Linked DNA regions of Mus musculus: region 1 is linked to region 2. Evidence: chromatin contacts called from ENCODE Hi-C or POLR2A ChIA-PET data. All regions are on one chromosome and are shown on one strand. The core of a region is the stretch at or near the end of the contact, and the rest is flanking DNA. Distances in the headings are between cores, read along the strand shown. Region 1 overlaps Kdm4b (lysine (K)-specific demethylase 4B). Region 2 holds the start of Kdm4b (lysine (K)-specific demethylase 4B).

The links. A loop is a pair of places that touch in the nucleus more often than their neighbours do. ChIA-PET counts read pairs that join two places held with the same protein, here RNA polymerase II (POLR2A).
Region 1: POLR2A ChIA-PET joins it to region 2 with 12 read pairs in Patski. The contact joins the enhancer-like site here to the promoter of Kdm4b in region 2. A Hi-C loop is called at or near these places in 1 of 37 maps with a recorded cell type or tissue (regulatory T cell). POLR2A ChIA-PET finds 5 or more read pairs at or near these places in 3 of 5 experiments (Patski and embryonic stem cell).

What each region holds. Positions count from the first base shown.
Region 1 is chr17:56,358,760-56,364,585 of GRCm38, reverse strand. All of the region lies in intron 5 of Kdm4b (lysine (K)-specific demethylase 4B), which reads right to left. Among named protein-coding and RNA genes, the nearest start is that of Gm32715, 27 kb to the left of the region's middle. Within about 2 kb of position 3,962, at least 1 of the 3 ENCODE cell types and tissues checked has a DNase peak (open chromatin) inside an H3K27ac peak, as active enhancers do.
Region 2 is chr17:56,323,331-56,329,048 of GRCm38, reverse strand. Kdm4b (lysine (K)-specific demethylase 4B) reads right to left here and starts at 2,999. Exons shown (of 23, transcript NM_172132.3): 1 at 2,820-2,999. Uhrf1 (ubiquitin-like, containing PHD and RING finger domains, 1) reads right to left here. Exons shown (of 17, transcript NM_010931.3): 17 at 5,563-5,718.

The DNA of each region.
Region 1 (5,826 bases), core at 2,713-5,212, 35 kb before region 2:
GTGAGTTCCAGGACAGCAAGGGCTACACAGAGAAACCCTGTCTCAAAAAAACAAAAACAAAACAAAAAAGAAGAAGAAGAAAGAAAGAAAACCAGACAGCAAAGCACTGCACATAAAGTCTGCGGCCAACCAGGACAGGAAAGCCACTGTCCCCAAGTGTCCCTACAGTAGTAAAGGGCAACACTGAAGAGGTGATCCAGAGCAGAGTAAGTGGCCTTCACAGACACCTTCTCTAGCTAGCTCCACACTAGAGACACTAGCCAATGAAATACAGCAGGAACAAGTCAGGAATGCTCAAGGAATAGTCAACAACCGGAGGGAACAGGCTGAAAGGTAGCCAGCACCTTGCAGACCTGAGCCAAGTCCCAGCACATGGAGACTCCCAACAGCAGAAGGGACTCAGAGCACAGGGCTACAAGAAATACCCGGGATCTAAAGTAAGGCACTCAGAAGGAAACCAACACTGTGTCAGGTCCAAGAGACACCTGTTCTGTGTCCCCAGCAACAGGAATGCAGACAAGAATGGTAGACACACTCCCTCCCACAGGGTCTCATTGAGGCCTATGGTCATACCACTGGCAAAGAGCAAGTGATGGTGGCTCCCACAGCCCTGGCCACAGCCTGGGAGACCTTGGAAAGAGAGCATATGGGACTGCAGGTGACTTCCTGGTGTGACCAAGCAGGAGGCCTCTGCAGCTGAGTCTCAAAAGGAGGGATTCCACAGGTCAGAGCAAAACCTGGACAGACAGGTGTTAAATGAAGGTGCCCTTGAACCCAGGCATCAGAGGCAGGCTGGCAAACAGACTGTCAACACCCACTGCCCACCCAATGGAGAGGATGTGACACACATGGGAAAGACACATGGGGCTGTGAGCAGCTCCATATGAGGGACCAGGCTTCTATGTACCCCAATTTGATCACTCCCACAAAAAGAGCTTCAGTTTGCCTAACCCAAAAGGGATTTCCAGTAAGGAACCACCTGACCTGGCTGGCACTGAGTGAGGTCTGCCCATTCCCACCAGGGAATCCCCACGTCTTAGCGTCTTAGCGTCTTATCGCTTGTGCAGGTGGGACAGACAATACAAACTGCAGCAAAGATAGCAGCAGCCAGAATGGGAGAGGCTGCTCCCAGGATGGAGACTATTGAGCCACTGGCTTTATCTCTAATGGATCGTTTTCTGGGACAATGGGCGGTAGAATTTGGTGTCACACACCAGCGGTGTCAATGGCTTCTAGTAATGACATTTTTATTGAAACACACAGGGGATCAAGAGAGCTAGCTTGGAGAACACAGAGCCTCAGAGATAGGAGGACCAACCACCCACAGGGAAGCTGGTGGTATGGGGAAGAACAGTGTCTGGGTAGCCGGGGAGGGGTGGATGGATATCTGTGACTGTCACATCTCCCTGGGGACCCAGGGAAGAGGTTAGACACTGTCACATTTGTGTCCAACAATCTCAGATGAGGCAGAGGCTGCATGCTCAGATGAGGTGTGGGGCCCCACCCCCACCCCACCCCCACCCCCACCCCCACCCCCATGGATTTTTAGTGAAGGACAAAGACCAAAACTTAAATGTCACCTACTCTGCACTGCCCAAAGTCTGGGAAAGGTTCACAGGAGAGAATCCGAGAGGCAGGTCCTGGTGATGGTGCAGAGCTAGTAAGGGCCTAGTGGTGGACATGAGTGGGGTACAGAAAAGGCACCATTTTGGACTTGGAGCTGTGGACATGCAGAGGCTTCCAATACCCTGGACCATGTCCCAGACAACAGGAGTCCTGTACACAGCCATCAGCCTGGACTCACAGTCTGATGCAGTAACCCTGTGTCAGTGGTCTCCTAAGCCAGGCTCAGGATTCTGCCCAATCACTGTGTTCAAACTTAAAAACAAAGAATTAGGGGCAGGTCCTCTGAGAACAAGGAGGGGGGCTGCTCAGAACAAAGAGAATATGGGTGGAGACAGGAGACACTTCCAGGACCTATGTGCTATACACTGTGGCCTGCATGGTAGGCAGCATGGACAGCAGGCCTGTGGTCACCCAGGTCTCTCTGAGGTCTGTCCACCTGAAAGAGGTGTGACCTATATGTGGACATCCCAAAAGTCACCAGCAGGTGACTGAGCCTGAGACAGCCTGCAAAGGTGAATTCCCAACAGGAAGTATGCCAATCAAGCTTTTACATATGGTTGGAGAGAAGACTGAACCGTTTATACAAAGTTCAGCAATGGCCTTTCCCAGGCCACGCAGCCCAGGGACATGGAGTGTATGGAGTTCAAAGACAAATGGGGTAGCTCAAGTCCTCAAGCCAGGACAGCAGCACTGTGTGCAGAGAGGGCAATGGGACTTCAAGGGCTCCTGCAGAGCACAGCAGTTCACCGCACACATGGAGAGTACACATGAACACACACCTAGGCCCCCATCCTTCGTTCCACAGTAAGAAAGAGGGGGTTCCATGGCCTACCGGGAGCCTGCAAAGAATTCAGTGGCTCAGGGATAAAGAGATGGCCCAGTAGTTAAGAGCACTGGCTAATCTTCCAAAGTACCTAGATTCAATTCCCAGCACCCATATGACAGCTCACTCCAGTTCCAGGGATTGGACAGACACATATGCAGGCAAAACACCAATGCACATAAAATAAAAATAAGTCATTATTAAAAACTCATTGGGGTGAGTCTGGCCTCATCAGGAGATGGCCCCTCCAAGGTCAGGGCTGCAGAAAGCAAGGGTGTTCCCACACAGCCTGAAGGCAAGGGGCTACTGTAGGCTGCCTAGAGAGCCCAAAGGGTTCATACACTCCACTTCTGAGCCACAGAGCCCCAGGCACACAGATACCACAGAGCCCACGCTCCATCTGTGATTCCTCTCCAGGAAGAAGGAAAGGAACCAGGCACCCTGAAAAAGAGACAGTGTTGGGTCCAACTGTCGGCCTAGCACAGGGCCACCCTGCTTCTTCCTCTCTTGACTTCTCTGAGAATTAAAACATTTAATTTTAGAGTTTATTTCACCTCAAAGTACAGTGTGGCAGACATTAAAGAATGCCCTGCTGGGAGAGAATACCCAGGAGACGACCTGAGCCACACAGTCAAGGTCAGCATTAGCATGGCCAGTCTGTGATGGAGGGACCACAGACACTATACTCCACATCACCAAGGCCAGCGAGCAAGAAGGAAAGTGGGAAGTCAGATAACAGGCTGCCCAGAGGAGCTAGGAGGACTGTGTAAGACACTGAAAACTCTGCATAGCGCATGGTCCACTCCTGGGAAAGCTGCAGTGCTGGCTCACCATAGACAGATCCACCTGCACTATCAGGTAAAAGAGGGAGGAACAGGAAGAGGGAGGAAGAGGACAGAGACAAGGAGGAAGAGGACAAAGAGGAGGAAGAAGACAGAAAGTAAAAGAAGTAGACAGAGAGAGGAAGAGGAAGACAAAAAGGGAGGGGAGGGGGCAGGGAGAGGAAGACAGAGGAGAGAGGAAGAAAGGAGAGAAGAAAGGAGACAGAGAGGGGGAGGAAAAGGGTGGTGGAAGGGAGAGGAATCCCCAACCAAAAAAAGTAGGCCATATAAAAACCAAAGAGAAAGAGCTACGGGCCACCACCCCAGCTCACCGTTTGGCTCAAGAGCCCAACTCAGCTCCAATTCCCCAAGTCTGTGGGGTGGGGAGGGGCTCCTCACAAACTGCTGCAGGCTAACAGCCCTGATTCAGGCAAAGAATACAGAAGGCTTCCTGCTCAGCATTGCTTACAGAGCTCTGCAGCCCAGAAGCAAACTCTTTAAGTGAAGACAGAAAGGCAGGGGAGAGTCAAGTGGGACCCTGTATGAGCCCCAACATGCAAATGGTGTGCTGGCTGCTCTGACCCTCAGATCCTGGGAACACAGCTGCGAGGCAGGGCCTGCCACAGCCAAGTCTTCGGCAGGCCTGGTTGTGGAAAGGACAAAGCAGGACGGCTCATCGAGCTAATGGGCACAGGCTGTGACTCAGAGCTGCACCCTGCCGTGTGCACCAGATTCCCTGAAATTGCCCGTCATCATCAGAGCATCGTGGTGGCTAATGACACAGGGCTCATCTTGCATGCCAGGGGCCCAATGCCCCAGTTCAAGCTCAGGCACGTCACAAGCCTCAGTTACTTATCTGGCTGCAGTGGTGGCTGAGATGTACAGCAGTCTCAACAAGCGGAAGGCCAGAACCATGGCATTAGGGTGACAGAGCAGCTGTGGCCAGAGTGAGGCCAAGGGCCCAATGACAAGGCAGCAAGGGGTACTGGGCCAGGAATAACACAATTGTCCCTTGCTAGCTTCTGTGTGTCTGGACCAAGTGGTTGCGATGGCTGGAGAGCCAAGCCCCACAGGACAGAGCTTTGAGTCCAGCTGGAGAATGCCCCTGGCTGGCTCTCAATCACCTTACATTTGGGGTCTCCTGGCTTCTAGTCCTGAGGGAGGGAACACACAGTAGCCTGTGGACTGACTTCACATGCTTGCAATGTCGGAGACAACATAGGTCAGGGGACATGGAGTGATTGCATCCTTGGGACAGAGGCCAAGGCCATCATTGAGATGTGGACTGGGTAGAGAAAGATCCTGCCACAGCCATACTTGGTGCATTAGCAACACAGCCACAGAGCCTGTTGTTAGGCTCTACAGCACAGGGCAGCTACCTGGGACAAATGTCACCCTTGGAGGAGGTTCCTTCTATAGAGAGCTCTGCAATCTCATAAACCCCAAGGACAACTGAGGACAAGCACCATGGCCAGGTGCTCTAGAGAGGACAGAGTGGCAGTGCAGGGACCATGAAGAAGTCCCCCATCCCCACTCCCACCCCCCCAGTGGTGATGTCCCCACACCAAGAGACCATCACAGTCACTGGCTTCAGGTCAGAGCAGGGACAGCAGCAGCTCACAGACTTGCACACATCAGTTCAACTCAGACATTGTGGGGCATCTGCCTTTCCAAAGCACTGCAGGGAATACTTGGCACATGGAAAGCATCCACCTCCCAGGTGTCTACCACACAGTAGAGGCAGGACAAGGGAGGGACCAGCAATGTGAGCCAGATAAGAGACAACCACTCCAAGCTGCGCTGCCTCCTGCTGGCTTCATCATCAGAGGGATCTGGCAGCTCAGCTGACAACTGGAAGGAACCACCCTCACAGGTGCAGAGAGTTAGGGTAGGGCACAAGAACCATCTTTGCTCCCTCAGTATGGGGGCTGCAAGGCACTCAGAAGCCAGTGCCATACCAGCTGATAGAGATCCAAGCCAGGGCAGCTCTCCAGCAGATCCAGCCGTCCTTTGGGGTCTTAGAGGGCAATTGATGTAGGCTACCTTCCCTAGGCTAGGCTAAAGGGTCTGACTAACCATAGTGGTCATAGCAGATTACACAGGGTGGAGGGGGAAGCACGACTGGGAGACCTTCAAATACAGGCCTCCTCATTTCCCATACAAGGCACTGTCCTTGGAAGCCTTATAACAGCTGTACAGTGTGCCCACTCCTCCAGAGACCCCAGTGCAAGAACAGCTTTCTATAGAGAGCATGAGAGCCCACCGCTCCTTCAAGTGCCACCTGCAGGGGCAGCTTCTGGAAGACTAGACAGAACCTGCCCAGGGCAGCACACACCCCCACCTTCAGATTCCTTGACCCTCAAATCACACCAGTCAAAGCTGCAACAGATGCAGAGAACCTTCAGAAAATACTGCAACCTGCAGATATCCTCATGTATCCAAAACCCAGTATGGTGCTGAACCAGAACACAAAACATAGACTGGACTAGAGGATCTGATGGAGGAGGGGTTGCAACAGTTCCCTCTGAGAGTAAAGCATTCCATTTTGCAGAGATG
Region 2 (5,718 bases), core at 1,750-4,249:
ACGATCTGACGCCCTCTTCTGGAGTGTCTGAAGACAGCTACAGTGTACTTATATATAATAAATGAATCTTAAAAAAAAAAAAATTAAAAAAAAAAAAAAAGAAATAGGGGGAAATAGTGGGGTGCAAGAGCAAACAGAACCACTGGTCACTGAAGGCAGAGTGAAGGGAGCAGTGAGAAGCGGTAGCTGGGACATAGGCAGATGGAGCTACAGGGCTGAAAGTGAGGTACCAGCAAGGTGTGGGTAAGGGCCAGCTGCACATCTAGTACAACGAACGCCCACCCCAGGGGTGACCAAGTCACAGTGAACTGAGCCAGTGGGAACACTAGTGCAGAGCAGAAAGCATCCAAACTCCTGGCCCCTAGCTCTTGATCCTCAAGGCCACCTGAGGCCAACGCTATAGATAAAGAGGGAGTCAGGATGCTGCACAGAGCAGGAAAGGCACCTGCTGAGGGAGGGATGTCAATCCAGACCTCTGGGATTCCACCATAGCCTGAACTCCAAGTATGGTGAGCAGAGCCCAGTCCCTGCCCCCCATGGGCCCTGCAGTGACAGGTCTCTCCAGAGGCAGGCCATCTGCTATAGTCTACTCCCTGTCCCCTGTTCCCAGGAGGCTTTGGCAGACTGGTGGCTCTAAATCTTGCTTCTGGAGCAAGTGACAAGCCCAAGGCCACCAGGCCCTGAACCCTCCACCCCACCTCCAGTTCCAGAGACAACCATCAGGAAGTACATCACAGCCCACACCTCTACACCACAAGCGTGAGCACACACGCATGCACTCGAATACCCAAGCACCTCACTGTCTTATGGATACTGGGCTAGCCAGATCAGCCTCTTCCCAGCACTCCCAAGGAGCCCCAGGCCCCTGAGTGATCTGACAGCTTGTTGACTCCCCACAGGTGTCAGGTAGCACAGGGACAGATGGCTACCTAGTGCTGGGGCTCCCAGGACAATGTGAGAAGGGGCCCAGCAGAGGTGGGAAGCAAGAACAGAAAGTCTAAGTAAGGGCTGGGCAGGCAGGGAAAACAGAGGGGCCCCTGGGGCAGGGAAGGAGACAGGCTACAGGCTACAGACAAATATCTACAAGACTGTAACTGAGTCTCCAGATACAAAGTGTACTATGATATCTCCTCAGCAGCCCTCTCCCCGGGAGGAAAGGATTAGAAAATCATTTGTCAATCAGACCTATACAATCCCAGCTTAGAACACACACATTCACAGGTGCGCCTGGATATGCACAGGTACATGGAGCACCTGGCACAAGGACATTTCCACCCCAAACATCAAAACACCCCATGACAGTCAGGCTTCCTGCCCTCCTAGGGAGAGGATGAAAAGTTTGACTGGAGTCTTGCATAGGGACCCTACAAGTTTAGATACAGAACACCCACAAGGCTTGGGGAAAAAAGGAAGGGAAGAAGAAAGCTGACTACAGCTAGAGCAGGGTGGGAAGAAAAGGTTGGCCCAGTCTGGAGACACGCCCTTTTGGTGACTCTGAAGGCAGCAATTACTGGAGAATTAAAGAGAGTGATTAGCCCTTTCCTGGTAGTGGTAGGAGCCCCTGAAGACCCACGTAATGAACCCATTTTGAGGCAGGAGCTGTTTGGGGAACAGTGCAGTCTCCAGCCTGGGGACTGTCAGATACACAACTAATGGGACACAGAGACATCCCGGACCCCCCAACCTTCTGCAACCAAGATCCTCAGCGCCTATGAAGGTGCTGGCACCAGGCTGCAGGCTGAGCAAATCCCACTTGGTTACAGGGAAAGATACACTCTTTCTTTTTGCTTTTTGAAACATACCGGATCCATCCTCTCCATAGTTGAAAAAAACTAGCAACTACTCCGGCAAGACACTTCCCCAGGTGTTAATTATTAAAGCGATGCCATCCTCCGCCCCGCCCCCCCCCCTTTCAGACAGATGGGACAAGGAACCGCGATGCCCGAACCGTAATGGCCAAACCGCACCAGTTACAGCATCAAATCTGCAAACCTGGAATCCCTTATACTCTCAGCTGGCTGACCGAAACCCCTAACAGAACCCCCAAAACCCCCCAGGATATGGCAGTAGGAAAGCCACCCCCAGCTGTCCCCAGCTTTGCCAAGCTTCCCTGTCTGCCGGGATGCCCTGGACTAGTGTGCACGCGGAAAACTGCACATTTCATGGCTTACAGAAAGAAGGGAGCTGGAAAGCAAAGAGACCAGGGTACAGAAGCGAGGTGGAAAGGCTGCCATTGCAATAGCAGATACGTGTACTATTTATTTTCATTTTTAAAATGCAGATTATATGGTGATTTACAGATTCTGGACATGCGGGGGTCAAGTTTGCAAGGCCATGATGGGTGAGTGTTTGGAGGGGACAGCTCCAAACCAAAGGGAACCAAAATGCAAGCGGCGGGGAGCAGGGACTTGGAGTGGGTTTTTTATTTTTAAGGATTTGGGGTTGTTGAAGGGATGGCTGGACCGGGCCACCCACGCTGTCATCTTTTGTGCCCTGGAAAGGGGACGCGGCGCCCCGCCCCCGCCCCGCCTTTGTCCGGCCCCATCGTCAACCCCCCCCACCCACCCCCAAAAAAACACACCCTCCTTTCCCAGGCACACAATCGTTTTGTCGATCAACAAACAGCAGCTTCGCCCGAACGGACAAAAGCGCGGCGTACTCCGCCGCCCTGAGGAGCCGAGTAGGCCGCAGCCAAAGCCTCGGCCTGGAGTGCGCGCGGCGGCCCAAGGTGCGGCGTGGGGGCAGGCATGGCGGCCGCGCGGCCCCCCAAAGGGGCCTGGAAGCTGCTGAGCGCCGCCACGGATCGCACACTCACTCACCTGGCGCAACGCGCGGCCCGGGCCGCAGACAGCAGGCTGAGCGGCGCGTGCCCGGCCGTCTCGCGTCGCCCCCGCCGGCCCTCACTCGCTCGCCCCGGCCACTGGGCTCCGAGCTTCGCCCGGTCTCTTTGCTCCTTCGATGGTTCGCTCGCTCGCGGCCGAGCCCTCAGCAAGAGCCCGGGGCGGGGAGGCGAAGCTTCAGAGGGGCGGGGCGACGGCTCCTACTCGGCCGCCATTGGGCATTCAGCCCACGCCCGCACGCTGATTGGTGGCGGCTGACAGCTCCACCCCTCCCCTCATCAACACCGAGCGGCCCCGCCCTCCGCGACCTGGGGCGGGAGCAGGCACTCGATTTCTTCCCTTCATTGGTCCAACCCCGAGGACGTGCCGGCACCCACTCACGTGCCTAGTGACCGGCTCAGCTTTCAGTGGGTACGAAGCATGCCCGTCAAGATGCACACAGCCAATCCGGCTGCGGTCGGGTGTAGGATAGCCCCGAGCTCACGCAGATTGACAAGCGCGTTCTCAGACTTTACTGAGACAAACGCGGATTGGTGTTTGGTACCGGTCTCTGGGTGCCGAATGGTTGCGACTGAATGTCAATCGCTGTCTTGCTGCTCCAGACTCCACCCTGTGATCGGGCGGCTGCTGAGTACGTGATTTCCTGCACAACATCAGCTCTGGGTCCGGAGACAGTGGTTCGAAACCCAGTAGTTCTAGATCTAGAGTCAGAATTTGAGCCCAGCTTTGCAAAAGGCCGAACTAGGGTAAGAGGATCTCAAAAGCGTTCCATATTGCCCTCCCCAAACGTTCATGAGTTCCCTAAAACGTGCGCGACTTGGTCCACCCCACCCCCCACCTTGAACTGATAGCTGTACCCATGGAAAGCGTTGCAATAACTCAGTGGAAGAGGATTCAATTATCTACTTCTCAAAATGTCCTAGGTCCTACTCTCTAGCTCAGCGTATTGCAAATTGGAGGCCTGGGCACCCAAATTCCAGCTACAGGTGTCCAAGCCCCTGCTCCACACAATTGTTTCCATCTCTTCATTGTGCGATGTGAAGGGAACAGCATCACCACACCAGTCACCCTGCACTCAAGAGCATTTAGTTAAGGTCTGATATCATCCCCATCAATATGCATTTATAATTTTAAATTTTTATTATTTTGTATATATGTGTGGTATATACCTCTACAGGTCAGAGGGCAACTCTGGAGTTTGTCATCTGGGTTGTTAGGCTTCACTGCAAGCTCTTTTATCCAGAGCCTGCTTTGCAAACTACCATTACGGCTTCTATACTTGAGCAAGCAGAGGTGACAACATTCCTGTTTTATGGGGTAGACTAGAAATCCTTCTACTTTAATATCTAACATCTGGAAAGTACCCTCCTTAGAGCAGGTTCTTTGTGCACCCAAGATATTTGTTCTACCCCCCTAGTCTGTTGCTAATTCACTAACTCTCAAGGTTACACATAAATTATTCCAAGCTAGACGAGTCTTGAATTGTTTCCATTGCTCTTCATTGTGCAATGTAAAGAGAACAGCCATCACCCACGCCAGTCACCATGTACTCAGAATTTGGACTACACCATCATCTTTAGTTACATTGAGCTGGAGGCCAGCCAGGGCAACTACATAAGACCCTGTCTCAGGTGAAACAGCTCAGTAAACTTGCCTTCTAGCCAGATGACTTGTGTGACCCACAGGGTGGAGGAAGAGTCCTTTGTCCTTCGGACCTCCACAGGTGGCACATGTCTACCTGTGCAAGTGCACACATACAAGTACACACACACAAACACACTCCAATGTCTATCAGTCCTGTTAGCACTCAGTGCCTGGAAGCAATTGTTTTCTATCCTTCAGGATGTCTGTACTATTCTGTGCTCAGAAACAGAATCCCATGTGGTCATTGCCACCACATTTTCCAGAGCAGGTGACCTGTGTGAAGGACAGGTAGATTTTTAAATTTAGGAGTGGATTTTTTTTTTTTTTTTTTTTTTTTTTTTTTTTGGTTTTTCGAGACAGGGTTTCTCTGTATATAGCCCTGGCTGTCCTGGAGCTCACTTTGTAGACCAGGCTGGCCTCGAATTCAGAAATCCGGCTGCCTCTGCCTCCCAAGTGCTGGGATTAAAGGCGTGCACCACCACGCCCGGCAGGAGTGGATTTTGTTAAGTTTGCTCTGCTCTCAGGACTGTCTACACAGTGGCATAGACACTTGCCTTGAGCTGGAGAGATGGCATAATGGTTAAGATTGTATACTGCTCTTCCCGAGGGCCTGAGTTCAAATCCCAGCACCTATGTCAAGTGGCATACAACCACCTCCAGCTCCAACCCCAGGGGATCCAACACCTGTGGCCTTTACAGGTACCCACTCACATTCATGATTTGCTAAAATAAACTTCTGAAATAAATTTTCTAATCATAAATTTTCTGACATCTTTGATAGGGTGGCCCATGCTCTTAGTTGTAGCAGTAGGAAGAGGCCGGCAGATCTCGGATTTCCAGGTCAGCCTTGGATGTTTTGTGCTGAGAATATAACCATACCCCACTGTATTTGAGTGGTTTTTGTTTGAGGCAAGGTTCTTGTTAACAGACCTGGCTATCCTGGAACTCTTTGTAGACCAGGCTAGCTTCGTGAACTCAAGAGATCTACCTGCTTCTGCCTTTTAAGTGCTGGCCTCGAACTCAGAAATCCGCCTGCCTCTGCCTCCCAAGTGCTGAGATTAAAGACGTGCGCCACCACTGCCCGGCCAGAATTTTATTTTATTGCAATATGTTAACAATCTAACAAGGAAAAAATACCCCACACAAAACAAAACACAACCCTTAGAACTGTGCTGTCCAGTCTGCCTGTAGTAAATGGTTTAGTTTCCATGAGACACACCTGCACACTTTGGTA